2 separate regions of the Mus musculus genome follow, and region 2 is linked to region 1. The links are chromatin contacts, found by Hi-C or POLR2A ChIA-PET in ENCODE. All regions are on one chromosome and are shown on one strand. The core of a region is the stretch at or near the end of the contact, and the rest is flanking DNA. Distances in the headings are between cores, read along the strand shown.

Evidence for each region. A loop is a pair of places that touch in the nucleus more often than their neighbours do. ChIA-PET counts read pairs that join two places held with the same protein, here RNA polymerase II (POLR2A).
Region 2: a map of heart shows a loop between it and region 1 (1.8-fold over the local background). The contact joins the promoter of Arhgap8 here to the promoter of Phf21b in region 1. A Hi-C loop is called at or near these places in 1 of 37 maps with a recorded cell type or tissue (heart). POLR2A ChIA-PET finds 5 or more read pairs at or near these places in 1 of 5 experiments (Patski).

The regions. Positions count from the first base shown.
Region 1 is chr15:84,854,322-84,859,791 of GRCm38, forward strand. It overlaps Phf21b (PHD finger protein 21B), which reads right to left and starts at 1,808. Exons shown (of 13, transcript NM_001081166.2): 1 at 1,344-1,808; 2 at 418-483. The coding sequence starts at 1,397.
Region 2 is chr15:84,715,637-84,721,304 of GRCm38, forward strand. It overlaps Arhgap8 (Rho GTPase activating protein 8), which reads left to right and starts at 4,416. Exons shown (of 12, transcript NM_001164628.1): 1 at 4,416-4,471. Gm20556 (predicted gene, 20556) reads right to left here and starts at 4,630. Exons shown (of 3, transcript NR_040347.1): 1 at 4,355-4,630; 2 at 3,061-3,510.

The DNA.
Region 1 (5,470 bases), core at 558-3,057:
AAACCGGGTCGGCAGTGCCACGCGGAAATGGCTTCCAAGGAGTTTGGGGTGCGGGCCTGAATTGCCGCCCCCTTGTGTCCCCCTCCCACCGCAGCAGGGATCAGGGGATGCCGAGGCCGGGGAATGTCCACGTTCCCAAAACATGTCCACCGCTCAAGATGGACGCCGGGCAGCCGGCGCCTCGGAAGGTACGGCGCAGATCTTTGGCCGGCCGCCGGAGCCTCGCGCTCCCCTCAGCCACCACAAATCAGCTCTTTCTATCAAGAAAGGGAGGACGGCAACTTTGAGGACTGCAGCCATAACCCCACGGGAGTCGGAGCGTGCGACGACCGTACAGGCACTTTTTAGGGTGCTGCCAAAGTGCCCGGCGATCCTCCCTGGACCCCGGTCCCCTGTGGGGGATAGGCCCCTCCTTACTTGTTTGTCGCTGAGCGCTGCGATCCGTGGCTGCCTTTCGTGGAGCTGCTTCTTGAGGTCGCCGTTCTATGAAGACACAGAGGAGCGGGCTCAGCCTGGCCGCCCCGGGGGGGGGGGCGAGCAGGCGAGCCCCGAGCCCCGCATCCCCACCACCCACTGCCTGGCGGACCAAGCCGACCCCAACGCGCCCCAACTTTCCGGGACCGCTTTCCTCACACGGGCCACCGTGCAATGTCGCGCGAAGCAGCTTACCTGTGGCTGCCGCCTCATTGGGGCAGCTCCCGGGGCGGGGCGGGGGCCGAGGCCACCCGGCGGCGCGCCCCGAGCCGTGCAAGTTTGCAGGCCGGGGTGCGGGTGCGAGTGAGTGTAAGAGTGTGTGCCGGGGGAGGGGGGACGAACAAAGAGCCAAGTAAACACGGCGAGTCCGTGTCGAGCAAAGCTCATAAATATTCAAGTCGCGTCCTAATCTCCCCAACACACACACGCGCACGCCGCAATATCACTCGGGCACCGGCCGCCTCTCGCCGGAGTCACAATCGCCAAACTACTTTTGCTAACAGTGAGGGTCGGTGCCGGGCTGGGCCCGGAGCAGGAGGCTAGGAGCTGGCCGGTCCATGCACCCTGTTCCCTGGGCAGCTCTAGGAGGGTCCCCTTTCCGGTCGCCCGAGTTGTGCAAACGGGGCAGTGGCAGAGAAGACGCCACGCTGGGGTCCCACGAACCCTGGATCTGCAAACAGTGCTGGATCGCACGGAAGCGAGGGGGAGAGGGAGAACTAAGGGTTCCATCCCAGCCCCGGGACATGTTCCAGGAAGGGGCCTGCTTCCAGCACCCCTGAGACCAAGAGTTAGATACGGAGCTTCGATCCCTCTCGCCTCCACTCCCCGGGCCACTAAGGCTCCCCGGTCCAGTATCCGGGACTACCTACCTGGTGGCGCGCGAGTTCCACCGCGAGCGCCTCGGACCGGCTTTGCAGCTCCATCGCCGCAACTTGGGCAGCACTTTGCGCTCACTTTGGCCGGAGCTCGCAGGAAGTTGTGCGGCTCGGCGGGAACCAGACCGGGAGAGCTCGGATCCGGTGTCCCGGGCACAGAGAGACACGAGTTCCCTCCTGCAGCGCCGATAGGAAAGGAGGCTGACGAGAGGGAAGAAAGGCGAGCTGGCGCCCAACTCTTCCGGCTGCCGCTAAGTTGCGCCGGGTGCCCGGGCTGCCTGCGCCGCCCGGCGCATGGCCCCCAGGCGCCGGGAGCCCCGCGCAGCCCCCCAGCGCGCGCCCTGTCGCCGCCCGCGCCAGCTGACCGCCGGCAGGGACTATATTTCCTCCGGCGCGCGCGCCTGGATCTCGCTGGGGCCGCGGCAAAGTTGTGCCTCGGCACGATGCTAATTCGGCAGTGCCCGGATGGAGCGGGCCGGGGCGGCAGGAGGCGGTGCCGGGAACCCGCTGCCCGCCCCGCCCCGCCCCGCCCGGCCCGCGCGTGCGCATTGCGTTCGGCCCAGCGACCAGGCTCAGGAAACAAAAGTGGCGGCTGAGCGGAGCGCAAAGTCGCGGCTCTGAGATCTGGGCGCCCGAGCGATCTCCTCGGTGCGCAGCCGAGAGCACGGGGAGCAGGGAATGCTTTCACAGTCCCACTCCCGGAGCGACAATTCCCGCAGCAAACTGAGATGCCACCCTCCTGCTTCTTGCACCTCCTCCCTCCTCCGCTTCCCCTTCTCGCCTCGCTCTCCGGTTTTATTTAAATCACCCGGTCCTCTCCCGCAGCGCCTAGCACTGAGACTGGGGAACTAAATCAGTCCTGTCGCCGGAGTCCCAGCGCCTAATGGCCGCTGTGGTATTTAAATAGTATGAAAACTGATCTCTTGATTGGTCCTTTAATGATTTTTTTTACACTCACAATTAAACTCTCAACAGATGTCCCTAGACTTTTTTTTTTCCAGACAGTTGTTAAAAATCGTAAACACGACAGGTCAGTGTGACATAAAGCAATCATAACTACAGCTGCGGAGATGACATTTCAGAATTCCCAGTCCCGGGGCCGGGGTCAACGTCTCAGAGATTACTGCGGCGGAGTTTCCTGTCCTCATCAATTAATGTCGGGGCTTTGTGCCCTGCTGGGCGCTAGCACACTAGTGTGTTTCAAAGAGGCCAGGGAAAGGGGGGCCTCTGTGTCAGAGTAACCGTGAATTGATAGAGACTCATAACTAACTCTTTCCGTGGGTCACAAGAAAAGGAGGAAGGAAGGAAAGAAAAGAAAACTCAGGCACACCAGTCAGAAATGTCTCTTCAATGGATGCCAACAGTCTACATATTTCCTTTACCCCTCAGGAGAAATCTCTCTCTCTCTCTCTCTCTCTCTCTCACACACACACACACACACACACACCAGAACACCAGTGTTGTTAGAGCCATATACAGTATTGGTCACAGTCGACAAAGATGACAACGATCTAACTGGCTGACTAAACTGGTTCCTCCCACTTCTGGGTTAGACTCAAGTCAAGACAATGTCTCCCACTCCCCATTTTTTCTTTCAACCCCCCCCCCCATTTTGTAGTTAGAGGTGCAGAGGATCCAGGGGCTGGAGCATACTAGGCAAGCCTCTGTTACAGGAGCCATGCTCAAAGCTCCACTCATGTCTTTTGCTGGGGAGGACAGCAGCCTAGGTGAAGACTGGTGTTTGGAGGACCAGGAGGGGCATGTGCTGGCCAAGAGACTCCCTCCTGTGATTTCTGTAAATGTCATTGGCTTTTGGCAAAAACTCAGGGTTATCTTTCTGGCCATGTGGTCCTTTCATCAACAGGGTAGACTTTCTGGCTTTCCTTGGCTAGTACAGACTCTAGCAGATGCCCACCGAAGGAGATGTGCCTGGTCGGATGGTGACGACCCAGTGTGGTTTGTAGTTTTGCCCACTGTCGATTGATTTAGGCTTCAGTAATGATCAACATGTCACCCACTTCCTGGATCATGGCACAGGCCATGGTATGGGAGTTCTCTGACAGACAGTGCAGGAGAGGCAAAGTAAGCAACCAAGGATCAAACCCAAGGCCCGGCCTGTGCTAAGTAAACACTCTACCACTGGGTTACATCCCCAGCCACCTGCTTTGGAGACTCTGAACTTTGATCCCCCTGCCTTGGCTTCCTGAGCAGCTGGGAGCAGGTGTTCTTGTAAGCAAACATGTAGCTTTTCCTGAGCTCCTACAGGCTTCTCTCCCTTCACCTGACCAGTGTTCTCTAGAATATTCTTTCCCTCATTCCACATTTCACAAATTCTTTTCTTCAAGATTCACTTCAAATGTCTTTTCTGGGATACCCCCCCCTAATTTCCACAATAAAACTCCTATCACCCTCTCTGTTGGTCAACCAAGCAGTGCTTACTCATGAGGGGGTACTGGGAGTTGAACCCCAAATCTACCCTGAACAGAGTCAGACACATTTCTCTAAACCTCCTAACCTCACTTCTGTGCAAGATGGGAATCTATCACACTAGACACAGACACTCCGGACCCCTCAAGCGCCTTGCCCACATCTTGACACGTGGACTTATTTAATAGATGGGCTGAATTGCTATCCATTGCTTGCCCTGCTTGCCCCCAGCCTGGCCTTGGCAGCAAGCCTACCCTAGGGGAGTGGTAGTAGCTGCTTTTCTCATTCTGTGAGAAAACACCATGGCGAAGGCAACTTAGAGAACTACGAATTTCTTTGGGCTTATTGTTCCAGAGGAATAAAGAGTCCGCGGTGGTAGAAGGGAGGCAGAAGAAACAAAAGCTGGGGGCTTACATCTCAAACTATAAGCAGGAAGTGGGGACAAGAAACTGGAACTCGTGCTTTGTCACTTCCCAGGGACATTCTTCCTCCAGTGGGACCACACTTCCTAAACGTACCCAAGTTGTCCCATCAACTGGAGAATCACATATTGGAACATCTGAGCCTATAGGAGGTATCCACAGGAGCCACGGAGGCACCAGAACCCGTGTTCATTCTATGGCTGTGGAAGGAACGGCTGTTTGTAGGTAAGGTGTTACATACACCCTGGCATGCAACTCTGGCTCCAAGGACTTGAATGGCACAGCCTCTGAACACAGCCTTCCAGCATTCCACTTCTAGCATTTCCACTTGACATGCACTGACCTGAGCTCAGCACCCCCCTAACATCCCAGCTCCCCTCCCAGGCACATCCCCCTCTCATGTCCCTCCCCCACCCCAACCCCATCACTCACACTGCTAGTCTTTCTATGTGTAGCAGGATACTTATCTGGTTGTCATCCTTGGCTCCTGGCCTAGAGCTTCTAAGACCCTTGACCTTTCCTGATAAGACTGAATGACCCCTGTCATTCATTAAGACCCTCCTTAGTCTCAACTGGGTCTGCACTGAGGGTGTGGCTGACAGTGAGGGTAGACAGCCTCAGGATCAGGCCAACCACCAAAGCAGGAACCCTGCTGTCTAGCCAGGCTCTGGAGGCTGGCTCACAGTGGCTGGCCAGCTCTCTCTCTTTAGCCCACTGGAAAGGTGCTGTGGAGACCCTGGGGGGCTGGGCCAAGGCAAGTTGAGAAGATGAAGACAAGGACAAAGAGTAGCGATCACACTGTGCTAACCCAGGTAACTCGTCATACTTCTATACTTATGTAATGACATCCAGGCCCAGCCACATTTACTGCAAATGATATAAGTCCCTTCACTTGTGGGGCAGAATAAAACTCCACTGTGCACAAATACCACATTTCTTCATCCCTTCATCCATCAAAGGACACCTAGGCTGATTTTAAGATTTGGGTGGTCAGGTATCTCTAGGCTGGCTGGTTTGGTTAGGGTTTTACTGCTGTGAACAGACACCATGACCAAGGCAACTCTTAAAAAGGATGACGTTTAATTGAGGCTGGTTTACAGGTTCTGAGGTTCAGTCCATTATCATCAAGGCAGGAACCACGTTAACGTCTGGTAGGCATGGTGCTGGAGGAGCTTAGAGTTCTACATCTTTATCTAAAGACCACTAGAAAAAGACTGGCTCCCATGTGGCTAGGAGGAGGGTCTCATCGCCCATGCCTACAGTGACACGCTT
Region 2 (5,668 bases), core at 3,166-5,665, 140 kb before region 1:
AACCCTGTCTCGGCAAAAAGAAAAGAAAAGAAAAGAAAAGAAAAGAAAAGGAGAGGAGAGGAGAGGAGAGGAGAGGAGAGGAGAGGAGAGGAGAGGAGAGGAGAGGAGAGGAGAGGAGAGAAGAGAAGAGAAGAGAAGAGAAGAGAAGAGAAGAGAAGAGAAGAGAAGAGAAGAGAAGAGGAAAGGAAAGGAAAGGAAAGGAAAGGAAAGGAAAGGAAAGGAAAGGAAAGGAAAAGAAAAAAGAAAACTGACCCCCAAAGGTTGTCCTCTGACCTCTCTCTACACACACCCTGGCACACGTATGCTGCCGTAACACAGCATAAATTAATCATTCAATAAGTCAACAAATAAATCGAAAGAATTAAGCCTTTTTCCCCCCTCCTGCCACCCGAGTCCTCTGTGAGAAGGAAGATGTTAGATAATCATATCCAAGCTGTGCTGTGTTGTTTGACAGGCCCACCTGCCAAGATAATGCAAATTGTCTTCATGGAAGGAGGCAGCTGTGAGGATACAGAGGGACTTCGGAGGAGATTGGGCCACCGCCCGACTGCCAGAGGCAGTCCTACTACACCAGCCTCTGCTTAGCACAGGTCACTGCTGCCCCTTTCTAAGAACACATATGTAGTGATTTCATGATTGTCTTCCGCAAAACCAGTGACCAGTCTTATCTGCATGACCCACCTGTGTATGTGTGAGTTAGCTTTTCTAGGTTGTCAACTTGACTATCTGGAATTAACTGTCAATTTAACTAATCTGGAACTAATTAAAACCCAAAGGGCTAGTCACAACTATGAGGGACTTTTTCTTTTCTTTTCTTTTTTTGAATTAATTTTTATTTTATATTTACTGATGCTTTGGCTGCATGCATGTCTGTGTGAGGATGTCAGAACCCCTGGAACTGAAGTTACAACAGGGGTGAGCTCCATATGGGTGCTAGGAATTGAACCTGGGGCCTCTGGAAGAACAGCCAGTGCTCTTAACTGCTGAGCCATCTTTCTAGCCCTGGGATTGTTTGTTTTGTTTTGTTTTGTTTGACGTGGGAAGACCCATTTTTTTATTACAGATCTTTTGAGGTAGGAACATCTACCTTAAATCTGGGCCACAACTTCTGGTAGTAGCCTATAAAAAGGACGTAGAAGAAGGAAGCTTGCTCTCTTTGCCTGTTTGCTCTCTCTGGCAAGCCCATTTCTTCATGGCTTTAGATCTTCTTTGGGATTCCAGTATATATTGAAGACCAGCTGAGGTCTAGAGAGATGACTCGGAGGTTAAAAGCACCGACTGCTCTTCCAGAGGTCCTGAGTTCAATTCCCAGCAACCACATGGTGGCTCACAACCATCTGTAATGAGATCTGATGCCCTCTTCTGGTGTGTCTGAAGAGAGCAATAGTGGTGTACTCGTATGCATAAATAAATAAATAAATAAATAAATATTAAAAAATAAAAGATTGTGGAGAAGGAGGAGGAGAAGGAGAAGAAGAAGAAGAAGAAGAAGAAGAAGAAGAAGAAGAAGAAGAAGAAGAAGAAGAAGAAGAAGAAGAAAACCAGCTGAAATATCCAACCTCATGGACTAAATAATTACTGCATTGTTGGACCTTCTGTTGGTAAACAGCCATTATTGGACTAATTGGACCACAGCTTGTAAACCACTCTAAATGCCATATATATATATATATATATATATATATATATATGAAATATCAATTCTGTTCCTCTAGAGACCCCTGAGTAATACAGTGTATCTTAGACTCAGCCAATCAGAGGCCTCCCCTGGGATAACCCCACCCTCATCCGTGGACTGCTGGCATTGTCAAAGGGCAACAATTTTGCAATTTAGATAGAAAGCCAGAGCTGTGGTTTTATGCTGCATGCACAGCTTTCTGTGCATGTGCAAGACACTGGCTTCAATCCCTGGTCTTGCCAGGAAAAAAATTTTTTTAAAAGGTTGCTTTTTCCACCAGGATGCTTCAAATCCTGTGGACTAGAAAACTCAAGCTCAAACAATCATAGACAGCTTTGGTGCCTGCAGCTAAAGTAAGAGAGGCCACAGGCGGGCTGGTGAGATGGCTCAGGGGGTAAGAGCACCCGACTGCTCTTCCAAAGGTTCAAAGTTCAAATTCCAGCAACCACATGGTGGCTCACAACCACCTGTAACAGAGATCTGATGCCCTCTTCTGGTGCGTCTGAAGACAGCAACAGTGTACTTACATATAATAAATTAATAAATAAATAAATAAATAAGTAAATAAATAAATAAATAAAAGAGAGGCCACAGGCAGGTTCAGACAGCAACAGTGTACTTACATATAATAAATAAATAAATAAATAAATAAATAAATAAATAAATAAATAAAAGAGAGGCCACAGGCAGGTTCGATCCAGGGAATGAGCAGTGTTAACCACAGACTCAAGCCCTTGCCAACTCTGCCTCATCCTATGCCTAGATCCCACCCACCATGGTGACCAGATGGCTAGTGATGTTGGCTCAGAACACACTGCTCCCAAATACGGCCCTTGGGAAAACTGATGCAGGACAGAGCTGTGAGAGTTTGAAGGCTAAGATTCAACCTCAGAGATGCTTGTGGGCATGGCTCTGGGGGTGCTTCCGGAGAGGTTTGACTGAGGAGGGGTTGACTTCCCTCAGTTTATTACAGTTAGGCTCCAACCTTTTGCCCTCCTATCATATCCCTCCATGACTAATACCCTTCCTAAAACCAAAGCATGAAAATACACAATGTGCTGGTCTCTCTGGGTCCTCCTTTCCTTGTGAAGTTTCTCCATCTCCTGTAAAACTTACACGCAATGGGACTGAAGAGATTGCACAGTGACTAAGAACATTGGCTGCTCATGCAGTTGGATCTAGATTCATCAGCCAGCCATCTTGATCCTTCCCCCTGTACGTCCAGTTCCAGGGGATCAGATGCCCTCTTCTGACCTCCAAGGGCACACTGTGTGCATTGCATGTGGTATATGCACATACATGCAGACAAAACACCCATAACCATGAAATAAAAATAAATAGAAAAACATTAAACTCTTACAGGAAGAAATCACGCATGCTACCTGCTTGTTAAGCTGTCTTCTGTCACAGGGCTTCAGCTGTGTGTTCAGCAAAGGTCAGTGGGCATGGTTTCGACTTTCACTAAGCATCCACAGTGAGCCAAGCTTCCCCCACGAGGGTAGAGATGGTAGATGCAGCAAGCCATGTTTTCTCTTTCTCCCCATCCAGTAAGGTCCATCAGATCCACTGGAGGAGCCTGCCCTCCGTGGGGCCTGTGCTGGTTGGCTGAGACCCAGTTATTTCCAGAAACTGGAGATGGTGGTTTCTGTTGATTGTCCCCTGAAGTCACAACACCCTCTAGAGGTGAGTGATGTCTCAGCTGCTCTCTTAGCTGCTCCACAAATGTTCCCTAGGGCCATGATCCCTTCAGCTGGCTTGTGGAGCTGCCTCATCTACTGGGAACACTTCGAGTGGAGTTCTGTGTGAGAATCTTCAGAAAGGGGCCTCTGAGCCTGTGTGGAGACAGATGGACCAGTGAGGAAGAGGCTAGGAGATCACCAACTTCACCCACCCCCTACCTTGTCCCTGCTTTCTGTGCCCCTGCCTTCCTTCCAACCTGGGTTCAGTCCCCTTTGGTCCCCTGGGGTCAGCATGTGGTACAGTGACATACTTTGTAGGTGCTCTTGGGGCTTGAGAGTGGACCACACATAGAATATGAGGAGGACTCGAGTTTGGACCGCACCATTGGAAGAATGAGATGAGGAGGAGTTGGGAGGCCGTAGTATGTCCCTGCATAGGCTGGGTATCCAACACAGCTAGGAGCCTGAGCTTGGGGTTAGGGTGAGAGCTGAGATCATTCAAGGCCGTTAGGTTGGTGGACAACAGGTAGAGGCAGGAGATGAGGTGTAGCCGGAAAGAGGTGCAGGCTCTGCGTGAAGTCCGGAAGCTTGGAGGCAGAAGTCCACGCTTTGGTAAAACCACCTACGTGCCCCCACCTCTGGTCTGTTCTCCCTAGGTCACCAAGGCCTCTTTGTGCTTAGAGGCAAGTCATAGGGTTGTGGGAGTGGTTTTGAACCATAGCTACGAAGGGCTGGAGACTCAGAAGGGAAGGGACAGCGACACCCCGACACCCCAAGGGCAGAGGCAGCAGACAGAGAGCCCCGTACCCGCACCGAGGTCAGGCCTGGGAGAGCAGGTCGGACGCTTGGAGACGCGGGCTGTGTTTTCCAACTCAGCACAGATCTCCTGTTTCCCCTCTCACCAGGCGCATCTCAAATGCGGGTAAAAGTGAGGGCTAGCAGCTGCTGAGGGCCAGCGTCCCGTAGCTCCCTCCCGCCTAGAGTTAGAACCACCTACCCTGGTCCCGCCCACCCTGGGGACTCCCGGCTGTGCGCTCTGACATTGGGCGGGGCCTGTTGGGGAGGGGCCTGTCCGGGGACGGGCCAGGTGTGTGGCTGGCGTTGCAGAGACCAGGTGAGGTGCTCGGTGGTCCGGTGAGTCCCCCCCTTGGGGACCTGCTCGGGTGGGAAGGCGCGGCTCCTATCCCTGGTCCTGGCCTCTTCCCGTCCCAACTTCTCCTGGGTGTCCCTCTACTCCCCACCTTGTCCCCGCTTTCTGTGCCCCCTGCTTTTCTTCCGACCCAGGTTCGGTCCCCTTTGGGCCCCCGGGGTCAGCACATGGCAGTAGCCCCTCGGCTCCCGCACCAAACCTGAGCGCATCATGGTGGCATCTTTCCCGCCTAACAGGTGGCAACACTGAGGCCAGGGCGGATGCTGAACTCGCACTTGGGGCCCGAGACTGGGGTCTGTCTGGTCACGTTGTCACACTGGGTGCAACTCCCAAGATTTATAGGCCGCGGGCCTGGGAAGTCCCCACTTAGGTAAGGCAGACTGCTGCGGGCTTCTTTCACTTTCCCAAACCTGGCAAAGGCCTCCCGAGAATTCGAGAATTCTTAAGAGGGAGGTGCAGTCAGTGTAGCTAGCTGCCGAGGCCCTGCTAGGGGAACTGCGGAGGCCACTGGGGGGAGGGGTGGCATTCCTTAGTTCTTTTGGCTGGTGTGGGGAAAGGGCCTGGCGGTCCCAGGTTCTGCTCTGGGACTAGATTCTAGTGCGCGCGCTGTCAGCCAGTCAGGGCGAACTTGGTCGAAGTGAGAACTCAGTACGCCTCGGAAAGTAAGCAATCTTCATTGGCCTCTGTTGTTTCAAGATATGTTTATGAGTTCCTTGTAGAATGCCCCGCCAAACCCTTCCCCGAGTCAGAACCGGGATGGAGGAGGGGGCAGGTAACTGGAAGTCTGAGTCCAGCTGTTCCCAGAGGTCAGGTCAGCCTCTTGTCTGTTCTCAGCTCTCGGGAGCCCAGAATAAGCTCTCCGTGGTCGAAGCCAGGGGGTGTGGGGACTTTTGTGGAGGACGCTGCAGTAGAGCTGGAAGATGGGGTGGGAGTTAAGCAGGTGGGTGTGGCCCTAGGTTGCTGGGTGGTCCAGAAGAAGTCTAAATGGGTGAGCCCCGGGTATGTACTTGAATCCGCTAACAGTAAAGTGCAACTTTGGAGAACTGTGTAAGGTTGGGGGTTTCCTGTCAATGAGGGGCATAGAGGTGGCCTCAGTTAAAGAGAACAGCAGGATGTAACTAAATTAGTAGAACCTCTGCCTAGAATACACAAAGCCCTGGG